Regions from separate parts of the Mus musculus genome. Here region 2 is linked to region 1. The links are chromatin loops, found by intact Hi-C in ENCODE. Cell type or tissue: left cerebral cortex. All regions are shown on one strand. Each heading gives the region's core, and the rest is flanking DNA. Links, peaks and the distances in the headings are about the cores only. Region 1 has its middle 17 kb from the start of Gm25799. Region 2 has its middle 10 kb from the start of Slit3.

What was found. Hi-C counts contacts between places; a loop is a spot of excess contacts. Peaks named below come from ENCODE experiments on the same cell type or tissue, not always from the same donor. Only the 100,000 strongest peaks of a DNase experiment are listed, where the experiment ranks them.
Region 2: it touches region 1 in a loop (2.4-fold over the local background); 13 of 42 quality-filtered maps call a loop at or near these places.

What each region holds. Positions count from the first base shown.
Region 1 is chr11:34,877,431-34,885,769 of GRCm38, reverse strand. No RefSeq gene overlaps it. Among named protein-coding and RNA genes, the nearest start is that of Gm25799, 17 kb to the left of the region's middle. In left cerebral cortex, for the core only: a CTCF peak has its summit at 4,057; DNase peaks (open chromatin) are centred at 4,059 and 5,920.
Region 2 is chr11:35,106,942-35,115,280 of GRCm38, reverse strand. No RefSeq gene overlaps it. Among named protein-coding and RNA genes, the nearest start is that of Slit3, 10 kb to the left of the region's middle. In left cerebral cortex, for the core only: no CTCF peak of the experiment used is centred there; a DNase peak (open chromatin) is centred at 4,543.

The sequences.
Region 1 (8,339 bases), core at 53-8,052:
TAGATGTTTGTCCTCAGAGGAATAGACAAACAAAGCATGCTATACATACGCAATGGAGTACAATTTGGTTATAAAGGAGAATATAGTCATGCCTTTTGCAGGAAAGGCAAGCACATAAAGACATAAAGGATTGTGCACTCCTCTTATTTGTAGAATCTTAAAAACAAAAAGTCTGAAAGCGGAAGAGTGACCAATAGAAAAGAAACGGGGGGGGGGTGATGTAATCAGGGGGAGGGCATGAAGGGATTTGGATTCTCACAAAGCGGGATCAATACATTTATGCAAATGATGGAGAAGAAACTTACTTTGTACAATTAATAACACTAAACAATTTAAATTTTCAAGCATGTAATATTGAGAGACCTTCAGAAATTATTATGGTTACTTAAAAAAAAAAAGAAATAGTCTCCCACTATATACAGGGGAACGCCAGGGCCAAAAAGATGGGAATGGGTGGGTAGGGAAGTGGGGCGGGGGAGGGTATGGGGGACTTTTGGGATAGCATTGGAAATGTAATTGAGGAAAATATGTAATAAAAATATTTTAAAAAAGAATATAACAGGTGAATCATAAAAGGAAACCACAATTAACTATAGCATTGTATTGTGGATAAAAAAAAAGAAATAAAATGTGTTGACGTGTTGGGGGAGATTCTGCACTGAGCAAAAGTTCTCTAGGGAAGTGTCCTTTTTTTCTCAAATGGGTCTTTAAAGTTTAACTACAAGGGCTGGCAAGATGGTGCAGTGGGGAAAGGTCCTAGCTAGCATTCTGAAGCCCTGAGTTTACTCCTCAGGACCTGTGTGGTAGAAAGAGAGAAGCTACTTTTGCAAGTTTTCCTCTGAACTTCACAAGCATGCTGTGGCACATGAGCACCCCCAATGCACAACATACATGTGTAGGCACACACAAAATAAATGAATAGAATATGGTTTTTTAAAAATTAATTAAAATACAGGTAGATATCCCTCACCAAAGAAGCTGAAGTGTGAGATCACCCAAAATGTGAAAGTTGTTGAGTATAAACAACACCCCCCCACACACCCGCTATAAACAAGGGGATGGGAGACTTAGCAGAAGGTGACACCACACCCCTGCCTTCTCTCTCTCTCTCTTCCAAAGCATTTCATGAAGCCTAACTGCCAACAGGTGACAAATGGACTGTCCTTGTGTGCACTGCTCCCAGCAAGCCTTGTTGTGTCTCCTCTCACTCTTTGCACATGCCATGTTTCTTCTGCTGGGTTGACAGTTTCTGAATGCAAGCATTGTTGACTCCCTGTGGCAAGGTCATACTATGGAGACAGTGTTGGGAAAGATTCAGTGGCTAAAGTCAAAATGGAAAGGAAACTAAGTGTGGTGGTGTATGTCTGTAATTCCAGCACTTGGGAGGATCCCTGTAAGTTTGATGCCACCCTGATCTACAGAATGAATTTTAGATCAGTTAGGGACACATAACAAGACTCCACCTCAAAGCCCCATCAAAAACTGAAGGCTAAAATCTCTGTGGCTAAATTACTTTTGGAAATCTCTAAGAAAGGGACAATGTGGAGACCATCGCTCACTTAATTCAACATGAATTTCCTCTAATGGCAGAATAGATCTATCAGTAGGTCATTCATTTGTATAAAGGTTTATATTCTATCCTTTTTAGCTGGCCACCAGTCGGCCTATGATTACATCTATATTATAAACATTAGATTCTCATTTAGTGTGCTTCTCAGCTATGAGAATATGATACTGAATGAGGGGGGAAAAACATGTATATCTCTTGTGGCATACTTACTAAGTCAGAGCCCTAACATGAAAAGGAATCCAGCCTAGGAATTTGAAAGAGAGGTGATTTAATACAGAGAATGAGTTAAACATTTATTGGAAGGCCAGAGGAGTACAAAATACAGGGTTAGGCAAGCCCAGGGAATCGTTTAGCAACCTGGATCTCTACTTGTTGTGGGCCATGCATACGTTCTATCTTCAAGAAATGTGCTGAAGGGGCCTTATCTGGCATCAATGGGAAACAAGGCCCTTGGTCCTGTGAAGGCTTGATGCCCCAGTGTAGGGGAAAGCTAGGGCTGTGAGGCAGGAGTGGGTAGGTGTGTGGGAGAGCACACTCATAGGAGCAGGGTAAAGGGAGATGGGATAGGGGGTTTGCAGAGGGGAAACTGGGAAAGCTTAAAAAGTGAATTAATAAAATATCCAATTAAAAGTCAACAAATAAAATGCAGCAACCCTATTTTTAAAAAGAAAGAAATGTGCTGAGCAGCCTGTCTTTTTTTACCTGCGTGTGCTATGTGCATATACCACAGCACAGTGGACTCACATCTCTCAGAACAATGGGATAAATCTCTCCTCTGCTAACAAGTACCTGGAGTGGATGGTTTCTATTCAGTTACATTGCCAATGTGTGCAGGTTGAAAGGCTGATTGGGCTTGAACTGGTTTGGGGCACATGGGTAGTTAAGGCAAAACTGTCCTCAAATAAACTTTAAGGATAAAACCCTGTTTCCCATCTCTTGCTTATGCATCGTTGAAGGTTCCTGTGATTAAAATCATGAGAAATTATATGTGCAGTAGAAAATAATTATGTGACTTTAGGAGAACAGAGAGCCACCCTCACTCTACTCCTTAGTAGCCTCAACTGTCTTACTCTTGAACTCCATAAAATTCTTGAAGGCTCAAAACAATAATCAGGGCTTTTGACTGTTTTCGCTCATGTGGCCTGCTGTTGCCTTGCAGGACATTCAGGCCTTCTTTGTTGCTGTGATTTTACATAATCTCTTTGCCACTTTGCAAATCTGTGTGGTCTTTGGTTTCAGTTCCAAGAACCTGGCAAGATCAGATTCAAATCCACCATCAGTAACAGAACTGCTCAGGTAGCCTTGAGAAGATACTGAAGCTGGAGGACTGAAGGAGAAGACCTGATATTCCTAAAGTCAGACACTTGGGGTAGTAGTGGGGTTCTCACAGTTAATGTCCAGATCACTAAGGTCCTTGGTAAGATGGTTCAGAGTCTCTGTGGAGCACATCACATGCTTGCCAGTGGATCTAAGAAGAAGGGTTACGTTACAGAAAGGTGGAGAAATGCCGAGTTAAGTCTCAGTCCTGTCTGAGTCCAATGGGAAGGAAGCTGAGAAGAGCTGGAAGAGACAGAGAGCACCTTCTGCCTCTTACCCTTCAAGTTGATATAATCCAGCCAGAAGCTCCCCACAATGAAGTCTGGGGAACAGAGTTTGCAGACCCCTGATCCCAGAGTTGGGTTCGATCATTCTGAGGCACAAGGTCACTGAGTCAAATGGACAGATGGAGTTTCTGACTCATCTACTGCTGTACTGACAGCCACAGACCAGGCAATTTGCACGTTGAAGAAACTTCTTACAGTTCTAGAGGCAGAGAAGGCAAAGATCTTGGCATTGATGTTTGACGCGCCTTCAGGTGAGAGACTGTAATGTGGTAGAGAACATCAAATGGAAAGAGAACACACACAAAAAGAACTTGCTCTGTAACAAAGCCAATCTTCAAGAACTAATCCACCCCAAATAATGGCTTTAATGCATCCAGGACAATACAGTCCTCATGAGAGAATCACCTCTAACAGTGTGACAATGGCAACTCAGTTCCAACACCCATCTGGAAGGCCAAGCCACAGTACCACCCGATTTAGATTAGTTTCCTTTCACACTCTTCTGCCACAGTTAGATTCTAGTAAGTTTACTGTGTGCATGCTATAAACTCACCTCTTCTTGTCTGTCAATTTTATTGCTCATTTTCCTAAGGCCCTGCTTGTAGCATGCAGCTAATGAAGATGTTGAATGATAGACGTGTCTTTTGATACTGGTGGGATGTCCTCTGATTATTAGCCCTCTTAATGGCTCCTAAGAAGAAAGTTAGAGAAAATGTAGAGGAATCTCGAGTAAACTTTGCTGTAGCTGATCCTGCAAATGCACCAGTTGAGCGGTTTTAGGGATGTCTATCCCTGGCTGTGTCTCCTAACGTACTATCTGAATGTACTATTGGAAACTGTTATTGTAGCTAGAGCTATGCTAGCATAGCTTAAGAGTGACATCCAGTGGTCTGTTGAGGTGAGCCAGCATAGAGAACGGTTTAGCAACCTCAGACTCTACTTTGTTTGGGTTATAGACAAACCCTTTTACATCCTATCTTTATTCTAATAATGCAGCTGAGAGTCTAGCTTCTTTGCCTGCACATACCATGCGCCAATACTCCTCCTTGATCCATGCACCTAGTGACCTTGGGTCCTCACCTGTACATTCTACTTCGAACAAGGGAATTAATTTTTCCCTACCCTAGTACCCTGGATAGATTCTACTTAAACATATTCCCAGTTATGTCCCAGTACAAAAATCTGGAGTGAAATCCAGTCTAAATTGGCTTGTGGTATATATACAACAAGGCAAAATTGCCCTAACATGAGTTTTATTTATTTATTTATTTATTTAGGCAGAATCTCCTATGCCTCTGAAGAATTGGGTGCAGATATGATTAAAATCAGATGCATCATGGGTAGGGACGTGTATAGCAGAAAAAAAGACTTTATGCCTAACCTGTCAATAAAAACAGAGAACCACCTTCTCCATGTCCCTTATCACCCAAGTTCCTCCTCCCATTTGTGAAGTCCTTAAAATGAAACTCCAAATAATAACTGGAGTTCCTGAGTGTCTTCATTCTCATGACCCATTGCCCTCTTGCAGGATATTCAGACCTATTCTAGAGCTTTGCTTTGAATAAAGTTTTCTAGATACACTTGCCATGTGTGTGGGCTTTTTATTTGAACTCCTTGAATAAGAAGCCCCAAACTTCAAAACACCTGACCCTGACCACAACCCCAGCAACAAATCATAACTTAGTCACATCTGTAATACATATAGAAATCTAATCCCTTCCCAATTGTTAACGTAAATAGAGAGGAACATAATATAGGAGAGCCCGAACATTAAATCATTAGGCTTACTTTAGGAAATTATCAAAGCCATGTTGCCTGGTTGTGGGTGATCTCGTATTTCAGTTCATGGGTCTGTTTTTCTCTTTTAAACAAAAGCCTTTCCTCGTTCTGGTGATGAGCTAGTGGGCACAGAGGGAAAGTGGAGGGGAAGTATACTCACCACCATGCCCCCCAGTGCAGATGCAGAAGGGAAGTGAGATCCACAGGGCTAGTCTAGGAGAAGTAGACAGCCCTAGACCTGGTTCTCATCACCAGAAGTTCAATTATTTATGGCTCAAGAGAGTGTGGAAAATCTGCCTAGACACAGGTTTGAAATAATATATGAGTGCTCACCTGAGATGAGAGCCCATCTGTGTAGGGGTCCATGTAGAGTTGAGTGAGTCTTTGTGTATGGTCCCCAGAGAGGCAGCTAGCTAGCTACTCTACAAAGATTCCCAGACAGCAGCTAAGGCCAGGGAGCGTGAGTGCAGAGGAATATCAGCCTCGTGATGGTCCTGCATTCAACAATATGCTTCAGAATGCTCACGGTGGTTATCCCAGGTAGACTGGGGAGTCGGGTCCATTCTATTATAGACACAGTCTCAAAAGAAAATAATTAAATAGTTAATTTCATGTGGGCTTCAAATCGCCTCATTCCCTTCTCTCAACTACAAGAATCAAACCAATAATTCTCGAATGACTCATACTTATGTCTACAGGGATATCTTTGTAACTGAAAAAAACACTAATTCAGAATTCTGTGATTTGAATATTTTGCTGGCATGAAGGAATGCCCAGCAATGGGAAAGCCCCTTCCCCATTTAATAATGTTTTCCAGAAGCAAGTCAGCAAAAGTGCATTTATTCATAAATACAGAGCAATGCCTGCAAAGGAAAGCTGGAGGTGGCTACAGTTGGAATTGTTGAGACATCTCTTTGACTCATCTCCATCAGGGGGCAGATGATAATAGTGTGGTTAAGGTTGGCCCCATTGTCAAGATGTGGTAAGAGACTTGTTCCTGCTTCCTTCTATATAAGCAAATCACACAAGGCAGTGGGAGTTGATCTTCTATGACGTCTGCAACAAAACAATTTCCACAAAGTCTGCTTGCCTGGTATATCAAAGTGATAGGTGGGATTAGGCTCCCCTGTGGAAATTTCCATGTATGTTTTAGAACATGTGGAGATTGCAAAGAAGAGCTATAAAATCCATACATGCTTACAGTGTTAAAATGCTCTTGTCAATGAGGATGTGGAATGGGGGTGGTGAATCACATTCTAGCAGGGTATTAGCTTATTTCTCAGCATAACGGGAGCTTTCAGAAATCAAAGGAATAATTTTCAATGTTCAAACTCTCTTTTTTTGTATGTTTGTTTGTTTTTGAGACAGGGTCTCTTTAAATAACAGCCATGATTGTCCTGGAACTTGTTTTGTAGACCAGGCTGACTTTGAATTCAGAGAGCCCATTGCCTCTGCCTCCCAAATGCTGGGATTAAAGGTGTGCCCAGGTTTTAAATTCGCTGAACAGGATGATGTATGCAATAGAAAGATAAGTGTCATGACATGCAACTTTCTATCTTGTTTTTATTAATATGACTTAGCAATCACTGCCTGACCAAGATGGGGTAAGGTAGATATTGAAGCTCAAGTGGAAAGTTATTCAATCGCATTTTGTCTTGAGTTGTTTTCCCCAAACATGCCCTTATTTCTAAGACATATTTTAATAGGAAACAGATTACATCTCTGTCTAATCTGTCTGTGCAAGAATTCCCACTTCAATCGGATAGGGGACTAATATCCAACATATATAAAGAACTCAAGAAGGTGGACTTCAGAAAATCAAATAACCCCATTAAAAAATGGGGCTCAGAATTGAACAAAGAATTCTCACCTGAGGAATACCGAATGGCAGAGAAGCACCTGAAAAAATGTTCAACATCCTTAATCATCAGGGAAATGCAAATCAAAACAACCCTGAGATTCCACCTCACACCAGTCAGAATGGCTAAGATCAAAAATTCAGGTGACAGCAGATGCTGGCGAGGATGTGGAGAAAGAGGAACACTCCTCCATTGTTGGTGGGATTGCAGGCTTGTACAACCACTCTGGAAATCAGTCTGGCGGTTCCTCAGAAAATTGGACATAGTACTACCGGAGGATCCAGCAATACCTCTCCTGGGCATATATCCAGAAGATGTCCCAACCGGTAAGAAGGACACATGCTCCACTATGTTCATAGCAGCCTTATTTATAATAGCCAGAAGCTGGAAAGAACCCAGATGCCCCTCAACAGAGGAATGGATACAGAAAATGTGGTACATTTACACAATGGAGTACTACTCAGCTATTAAAAAGAATGAATTTATGAAATTCCTAGGCAAATGGATGGACCTGGAGGGCATCATCCTGAGTGAGTTAACACATTCACACAAAGGAACTCACACAATATGTACTCACTGATAAGGGGATATTAGCCCAAAACCTAGGATACCCAAGATATAAGATACAATTTGCTAAACACATGAAACTCAAGAATTAAGACTGAAGTGTGGACACTATGCCCCTCCTTAGAATTGGGAACAAAACACCCATGGAAGGAGTTACAGAGACAAAGTTTGGAGCTGAGACGAAAGGATGGACCATCTAGAGACTGCCATATCCAGGGACCCACCCCATAATCAGCTTCCAAATGCTGACACCATTGCATACACTAGCAAGATTTTATCGAAAGGACCCAGATGTAGCTATCTCTTGTGAGACTATGCCGGGGCCTAGCAAACACAGAAGTGGATGCTCACAGTCAGCTATTGGATGGATCACAGGGCTCCCAATGGAGGAGCTAGAGAAAGTACCCAAGGAGCTAAAGGGATCTGCAACCCTATAGGTGGAACAACATTATGAACTAACCAGTACCCCGGAGCTCTTGACTCTAGCTGCATATGTATCAAAAGATGACCTAGTCGGCCATCACTGGAAAGAGAGGCCCATTGGACACGCAAAATGTATATGCCCCAGTACAGGGGAACGCCAGGGCCAAAAAAATGAGAATGGGTGGGTAGGGAAGGGGGGGAGGGTATGGGGGACTTTTGGGATAGCATTGGAAATGTAATTGAGGAAAATATGTAATAAAAAATATTTTTAAAAAATGAAAAAAAAAAAAGAATTTCCACTTCTCACTCTTTCTCTAGTTTACCATCCACAGGCAGCGGGCCTGTGTGTTTTGTTTACTAAACTTTGAGCATTCTTCTACCAAAACAGAGAGCACCAAAGAAGAAATAAACCCAGGGAATCCTCCAGCACTTGAAAGGTCTTCATGGCTTACTTACCATGTGTCATGGCAGACTTGGTGACAACAGACAGAAGAGAATGTGAGAGCCTCTGTTCCACTGGCTCCTTCTTACCCAAAT
Region 2 (8,339 bases), core at 112-8,111, 230 kb before region 1:
CAGTGAATGACCATCGTAAGCCTCTCAAAAACTGTGCGATGATGTATCTCAAACCTAAACAAAGTAAGGTCTGTCACTGGGGAAATGGCGCTCCAAATTGAAGAGTATTAATCACCAAAACACCTGTGCGTAAAACTTGTCCCACCCTGGCAACCAAATAAACAAAGCGGAGGATATGGCACACAGGTTGGTGGGAATGTTGGCATTCTTTGCTGGCATTCTTGGGCAGTATGGGCTCACTGCACCCCCAGCCTGCTCTCTGGCTTGACAAAGCACCAGTGCAGTCTTCAGTTCGGCCAGCAACAATTGGCTTCAAGAATCTCCTCCTATAATGGCAGAAAACATGGATGTCCCTGAATGTGCTGGGGACAGCTCTGAATATTTTGCATACATTAACAGAGTAGTCCTCACAGCAGCCAAATAAAATCCTCTGTGTGGCTGAGACTCACTTGATACTCACAGGCCTAATTTTGCCTACCAGGCCCACAGGAAAACTACATTTCCCAACCTCCTCTGAAGTTAGATTGAGGATACGTGCCTCACTCTGACCAATGAAACAGGATACATACCACTTTCAACTTGTCTCTGAAGTCTTATGTAAACATCAAAGCCCGGGCCCTCTGCCTGTTGGCTACATATATAGAAAGAATCCAGAGAAGGCTCCCAGGATATTAAGAGATGGGTCCCACCAGGAAGTTTTAGGTTGGGCCATTGTCTTAGTTAGGGTTTCCATTGCTGTGAAGAGACATCATGACCATAGCATCTCTTAATAAGGAAAGCATTTCATTAGGGCTGGCTTAAAGTTTCTGAGGTTTAGTTTCTGCCAGAAACTATCCAGGAGAGACAGCATTGTATTTTCTATAGGCTATACAGATTTTAAAGATATCTTTTAATTTATGTGCATATGTGTAGCCCTGAGTGAATTATGCCATATGTGTGTATGCTCTCAGAGGCCAAAAGAGGTGGTTGGAACCCCTGGAGCTAGATTCGCAAGTGATACTGAACTGCCCAGTGAGGGTGGTGGGAACTGAACTCAGGACCTCTGAAAGAGTAGCAAGGGCTCTTAACTGCTGAGCCGTCTCCCCAGGTCGGCTTTTGCAAATTTTTTGTTGATTTGTTTTTGTGGTTTTATGATTGAGAATATGGAGCATAATTGATAAAAAAAAAAACAAGCAGGATTGGTGATTATAATAAACCTCTAACTTACCCCTTAGAGATATGACCTCATTGAAGGCATGCGCATTTCTGTAAGATACACTGTACAAATTCCTAGTGTGCATTTAATAGCATCCTCATCTACTGAGTGGGCCAGGCAAAATGAGAGAAATGTGTTTTTAAACTCTCTGTTCTTTTGTTCCTCTTATGTGGAACCTCATCACCATGAGTGAAGATGTAGAGAAACCAACAAACAATAGCATTCCCTGGGTAGAAAGATTTACTGGGGATCAAACTGCTAAGGCTATCTCCTGGAGGTGGGGTGGGGCAAAAATGGCTAAAAAGCTAGCAGGTTTTCTATGACAGTTATCAGGGTGGGTATCTGAGCTGATATAGGCTGTCCCAGGTGCCCTTGCTAGAGACTGACCTTTGGGAGAAGGTTAATGAAGATTCCTGGAGGATTAAGCATGGCTCCTGGGAAAGAAGAATCCCCCTTAGAAGATTCACTTTTCTGCTAAACACAACTGCCTTTAGGCTTGTTTATCCAATCGCAATCCTTCTGTTTAACAGGCCAAAGGCCTTTTGTTTAGGACAAAGTCACCAGGACTGCTAATGTGTGTGTGTGTGTGTGTGTGTGTGTTTGCATATGCACCAGTGTGAACTCTTCAAGTCTAACAATCATGACCTTTCAACTAAGCTTTGCAGCTCCCCTGACCCTTCCTCCCTCCCCTGACTTAGTCTTTCTCTACCCCCTTCCTGGGCCTCTTACTGATTTCCTTCACAGGCAGAGCTCAGGGTGTTTCTTGGTAGGATGAAGCCTGAAGGACACACAGGCCTTTAAAAGCTATTAGCTCTCTCTATCTCAGCTTTGCTTCTTTGGCAATCCCCCCACCCACCTTCCATGGAGTTAGAGAGACTCAGTCATTGTTCCCTGAAAGCCTTGTGGAGTTTGCCACCTGAGAACTTATCACATCTCCCTACCTTCTGCAGTTCCTCTCTCAGCCTCCTCCTTCTCGGGTAACTGCCTTGGTCCTTAACCCTGAAGCTCAGCCTCACCTTGACCCTTGGTGTCTTAGTTACTGCTCTATTGTTGTCAAGAGACACCATGACCAAGACAGCTCTTATAACAACAAAGCATTTAACTGGGGGCTTGCTTACAGTCTCAGAGGCTGAGTCCTTTATCATCATGGCAGAGAGCATGGTGCTGGAGAAGCAGAAGAGAGTTCTACATCCTGATCCACAGCAGCACATAGAGGGAACTGGACCAGGCAGGAGGTCTTGAAACCTCAAAGCCCATCTTTGGAGGAAGTGATGCACTTCCATTTTTTATTATTATTAAAAATTTTTATTAGTTATTTTGTTTATTTACTTTTCAAATGTTTTCTCCTTTCCCACCCCCATCCCACCCTCCACCCACCTGCCTCCATGAGGGTGCTCCCCTCCCTACCCACCCCTCCTGCCCCAATTCCCCTAGCATTCATAGGACCAAGGGCCTCCCCTCCCTTTCATGCCAGAGGGTATAGCCAACAGAAAACCCCAGATGCCAGGAAAGCAAGATAGGGGACTAATATCCAATATATACAAAGAGCTCAAGAAGCTGAACTCCAGAAATTAAAAAATGGGCTACAGAGCTAAACAAAGAATTCTCAACTGAGGAATACTGAAGGGCTCAGAAGCACTTAAAAAATGTTCAACATCCTTAATCATCAGGGAAATGCAAATCAAAACAACCCTGAGGTTCCACCTCGCACCAGTCAGAATGGCTAGGATCAAAAATTCAGTTGACAGCAGATGCTGGTGAGGATGTGGAGAAAGAGGAACACTCCTCCATTGCTGGTAGGATTGCAAGCTGGTACAACCACTCTGGAAATCAATCTGGTGGTTCCTCAGAAAACTGGACAGAGTACTACCGGTAGATCCAGCAATACCTCTCCTGCGCATATACCCAGAAGATGTTCCAACTGGTAATAAGGACACATGCTCCACTATGTTCATAACAGCCCTATTTATAATAGCCAGAAGCTGAAAAGAACCCAGATGTCCCTCAACAGAGGAATGGATACAGAAAATGTGGTACATTTACACAGTGGAGAACTACTCAGCTATTAAAAACAATGAATTTATGAAATTCTTGGGCAAATGGATGTATCTGGAGGATATCATCCTGAGTGAGGTAACCCAATCACAAAAGAAGTCACTTGATAAGCACTCACTGATAAGTGGATATTAGCCCAGAAACCTAGAATACCCAAGATACAACTTCCAAACCACAAGAAAATCAAGAAGGAAGACCAACTTGTGGATAGTTCATCCCTCCCTAGAATAGGGAATAAATTATCCATGGAAGGAGTTGCAGAGACAAAGTTTGGAGCTAAGACGAAAGGATGGACCATCCAGAGACTGCACCACCCGGGGGTCCATCCCATAATAAGTCACCAAACGCACTATTGCATATGCCAGCAAGATTTTGCTGAAAGGACCCTGATATAGCTGTCTCCTGTGAGGCTTTGCCAGTGCCTGGCAAATACAGAAGTGGATGCTCACAATCATCTATAGGATGGAACACAGGGCCCCCAATGTTGGAGCTAGAAAAAGTACCCAAGAGTTGAAGGGGTCTGCAACCCTATAGATGGAACAACAATATGAACTAGTCAGTACCCCCAGAGCTCGTGTCTCTAGCTGCATATGTAGTAGAAGATGGCCTAGTCGGCCATCATTGGGAAGAGAGGCACCTTGGTCTTGGAAACTTTATATGCCCCAGTTCAGGGGAAACACCAGGAGCAAGAAGTGGGACTGGGTGGGTAGGGGAGCGGGGGAGGGGGATAGAGGGGACTTTTGGGATAGTATTTGAAATGTAAATGAAGATATCTAATAAAAATAAAAAATAATTAAAAAAGAAAGAAAGGTAAAATGAAAACATATCTAATTCTGGTTTTTAAAAAACTATCTGCAGGGTCCTGGGAGCCTCTTGCTTTCCTATGCAGGCCATTCTTACTCAAACCACCACACAAGAAGCATTTTATAGCTCCACCCTCCCTCGCCCCCACTGTACTGGAGCCTTCTCTCCTTGATCTGTAACTCTGGAAGCCTCTTTTGTGCACTAAAGAGATGATCTCTCTACGTTTTTTTTTTTTTTTTTTTTTTTTTTTTTACTTCTAATTCTGTCTGGCCAGTGAATTCCTTGAGAAATGAGATTTGTATGGGAGGGTCCAGAAAAGAATCTGCCAAGATGATGGCTCTATTTGAGGAATGGGTTTTATTTTGAAGAAGAGAAAAAAAAGGATCCAGAGGCATCTGTAGGAGTCCAGAACAGAGAGAAAAGAGAGCTGGCTGAGCAGAGCCAGGGCTAGGGAAGCAGGGGGTGGGAGAGAGCCGTGGGAACCGCAAGAGCTAGAGTATAGCAGGAGCAGGCGATGCGGAAGTGGGAGCAGAGGGTTGTGGGATAGCGCCAGACAACTCAGGAGGACGAAGCTTGCGGATTATAAGTGACTGCGGGTGTGTGTGGGGGGGGGGGGCGTTGAACCTAACAAAAGTGATTTACCAAACTCCTTGAGAGAATTACCTATCCACGCTGTGTCCGAGACTCTCTTTAATATTCCTCCTTGAACCCCTTCTTCCACAGTTGCTCCTCAACGCTCTACTAAAACCATTTCTTTCCAATGATATCCCACTCTTCTGGTGACTGGGCCAAAACTCTGACAGCATCCTTGATCTCTCCTTTCTGTTCTTGCTCCGCATCCAAACAACTAGCAACTCCTCTTTATTTTTTCTAAGTCCCGAGTCCAACTATTTCCTCTCCTGCCTATCATTATCACCATGAGTGGTTTTGTCCTGAGCTTTAGCAATTCACTCTTAGCTCCTTGCCTCCATCATCCCTTACCTTCCCCAGTCAGCTTTCACCCAGAAGTCTCGTCATGTTAGATTATATGTCGGATCACATTACATCTCTCAGCCAGCGCTTCAAGTGGAGAGTTCTGCGTCTAACTGTGATGGAGCTCCGGGAATTGGATTTACTCCTTCATCATGAGCAAGTGAGGAAAAAAAAACTGTACTAAGAAAGTAGTTTTCAAATATTGGAAAGTTGGAAGTTTGTAACTATGCTCCTTGCCATGACAAACGAATGAAGTGAGCTGTGATTTTGCCAGCTTATTGGCAAGAGATTACTTCCAAGTTGCAGAATGGGGGAGAGGTCAGAATTCTCTGTGAATTGAGCAGACAAGAGAGCTGAGTGGCCACTGTGTCTATGTTTATAATTCTTCTTGCCTGAGAAGTGAGGTCTGGGCAGCAGAGTTCCAGAGACCTGCAAAAGGCTTCCCTGGAGCCAGGGCAAAACATGTAACTTTAGGAAAGGAAACCTCAAACACCAGAAGTCTGAAGAGCCCCAGAATCAACACACGTGAGTAAGTCAGTGAAGAGACCATGGGGTGCATAAAGCACAAGGTAGACATGCCACAGCAATGTTGATCTTCAGTGGAACTAAAGATACCTTAGACTCTCAAGGAGCTCAAAGGAAAAGTAGAAAACATGATTGGTAAAAAGGAAAATAAAAGGAAACCAGACCCAGAGATGGCAAAGATTACCTTCGAGGATATTAAAGCAGGGCTGTGAAAATATTTCACTTATTTCATAGGCAAGAAAAAAGGGGATTTGAGAAAAGAACCAAATGTGCCCTGTGGTGTGCTATAACCTGAAGGAACCCCGAGGGTGTGGTGGTACGTGTGATAGAGCAGGCACACAAGGACTTGCACCACAAGACTTTATTTGTAAGGGGATCTAAACTAGTCAAGCCCAGTAAAGGCAGAGAGCCTGGCTGCCCAGACAAGGGAAGGACAGAGTGTTGCTATCTGATGGACAGTGTTCCCAGCATGCAAGATGAGAACATTCTAGAAACCTGCTGGCCAATAGTGTGTATGTGGTGAGCAGTACTGCAATGCACATTTAAAAGTTTATTCCAGGTGTGTTTGGTTTGGAGCTGAGGTCTCACAATGTTGCCCAAGGTGCCTCGTGGTCCAAATGCTTCTCTGCCTCAAGCCCCGGGGCTGCTCAGACGCCAGTCACCCGACACACCATGGATTTGGATCTGACAATAAGAGTCAACACTCGAATGGGACCTCTGAGAGGTGTCTCATGCAATTTATAAAAAGGAAACTACCTTTAAAGGATTAACTGCAGGTAAACCTGCAGGCATTTGTGACTTGTTTTAGAAAGGAAAATATTTTCTTTAGTAATTGAATAATTGACAGTCTGACACCATATGGAGGACTGAGAGAATACTTCATTAAAAGAAATAATGAGTGTATCCAGATAATAATTGAACACATACAAAGATACTCAAAAGTATTATTCACTAGGTTAGAGAGACACAAATTTATATCATGATGAGATTCCATTACAGCACTGGTTCTCAGCCTTCCTCGTGATGTGACCCTTTAATATATATTGCCTCATGTTGTGGTGACCCCCAATTATATAACTATCTCACTGTTACTTCATAAGTGTAATGTTGCTATTGTTATGAATTGTAATGTAAATACCTGATATGCAGGACATCTGAAACTCTACCCACAAAGGTGTCATGACCCACAGGCTGAGAATCTCTGCTCTACAGCCTCATGAGAACGTCCAACTTCGAAGACTGAAATTGCCAGGCTTTGGTAAGGCAGTGGAGACACTGGAGCCCCATGTATTGCTAACAAATGCAATAACTTTAGAACAGCTTGACAGTTTCCAGTAGAGTTTGTGAAATTGAATGTATTCTACTCACTAAATGCCCCAAATTTAAAGAAACAAAACAAGCAAAAAGCAGAAAAGACAGATATCTACCCAAAGACTCATGCGTCGATATTCATAGCAGTGACACCCGGAATAACCACCAGACAGATGCCAGTTTACCAAATGTATGCCAATTTACCAAAACTTGTCAAACTGAACTTTAAAGGATTGGATTCATTATAAGAAAACTTTACCTCAATAAAGTTTTTAAACAGGGAATTGCTTAAAGAAAATAATAACTGTATCTTGAGGCTTATGACAGACCTATAAATAAAGAGTGTTTATTTAACATAACAATAGAAAGAATGTCAGGAGGGGGGATGAAAGCACACTGCCTAAAGGTTACCTTTTAAATGGCAAACATATAATATTGGAAAGTAAACTATGGTGAGATAAAGGCATGTGCTATAAGTAAAACTTAGCTAAACCATCAGAATATAAGGCAAAGGGCTGGAGATCCAGCTCAGGTTATAGAATACTTGCAAGCCCTGGGCTCATCCTCCAACATCACATACAGGCTATAGTAGTACACACCTTTGACTGTACCACTCAAGCAATGAAGGACGCTGTTAGAAATTCAAGGGTATGGGATAGCATTGGAAATGTAAATGAAATAAATACCCAATTTAAAAAAAAAAGAAATTCAAGGGTATTCTTGGCTATCTTAGTGAGTTAGGCTATATGATATCAGATAGGCTATTTGAAATCCTGTCTCAAAAACTTTTTAAAATAAAAACACATAGCTAAAAACTATCAGGAATAACAAAATAATAAAAGTTCCGTATACTTAAGAGAACATATAGGACCAATAAAAGACAAACTAAAAGTCCATAGATTCAAACCCATTCAAAGTTTACATTATATATAAATGCTCAAAACAAATTATTCTAAATCCAGTAGTTTGTCAGACAATGTAAAACAAGGGAGACTCCAGTGGATGTCCATAAGAAGTTCACATGTAGGTTCAATATAAAATTATTACATTGTGCAAACTAGTCATCGAATTAAAGCTATAAGAGTAGCTATAGTAATAGGCAAAGTAGATTTACCACAAACAAAATCTCGGAGTCAAAGGGAATGTTTCATAATAATAAAGGAGTCACTTTCTTCATAAGGCCTTAACAACCCCAGTGTGTACATGCCCGACAGCGCTTCAAGACATGTAAAAACAGAAATGAAGAGACAAATCCATGGCAACCAGAGGTATCAGGTTCATTCCTAACTCATCAGTTTCAGGACCAACTGGAGAAGCATCTATAAGAACCTATATGAGAGACTTGAAAAACATAAACAGCCATGGAAGCCCAACTGACATCTAATAACAACAGAACTCATGGTATTATGTCACTCAATCTGGGACAGCCACAGAACTAAGACCGTATAAGCCATAGGTCAAGGTTCAATAGATTTAA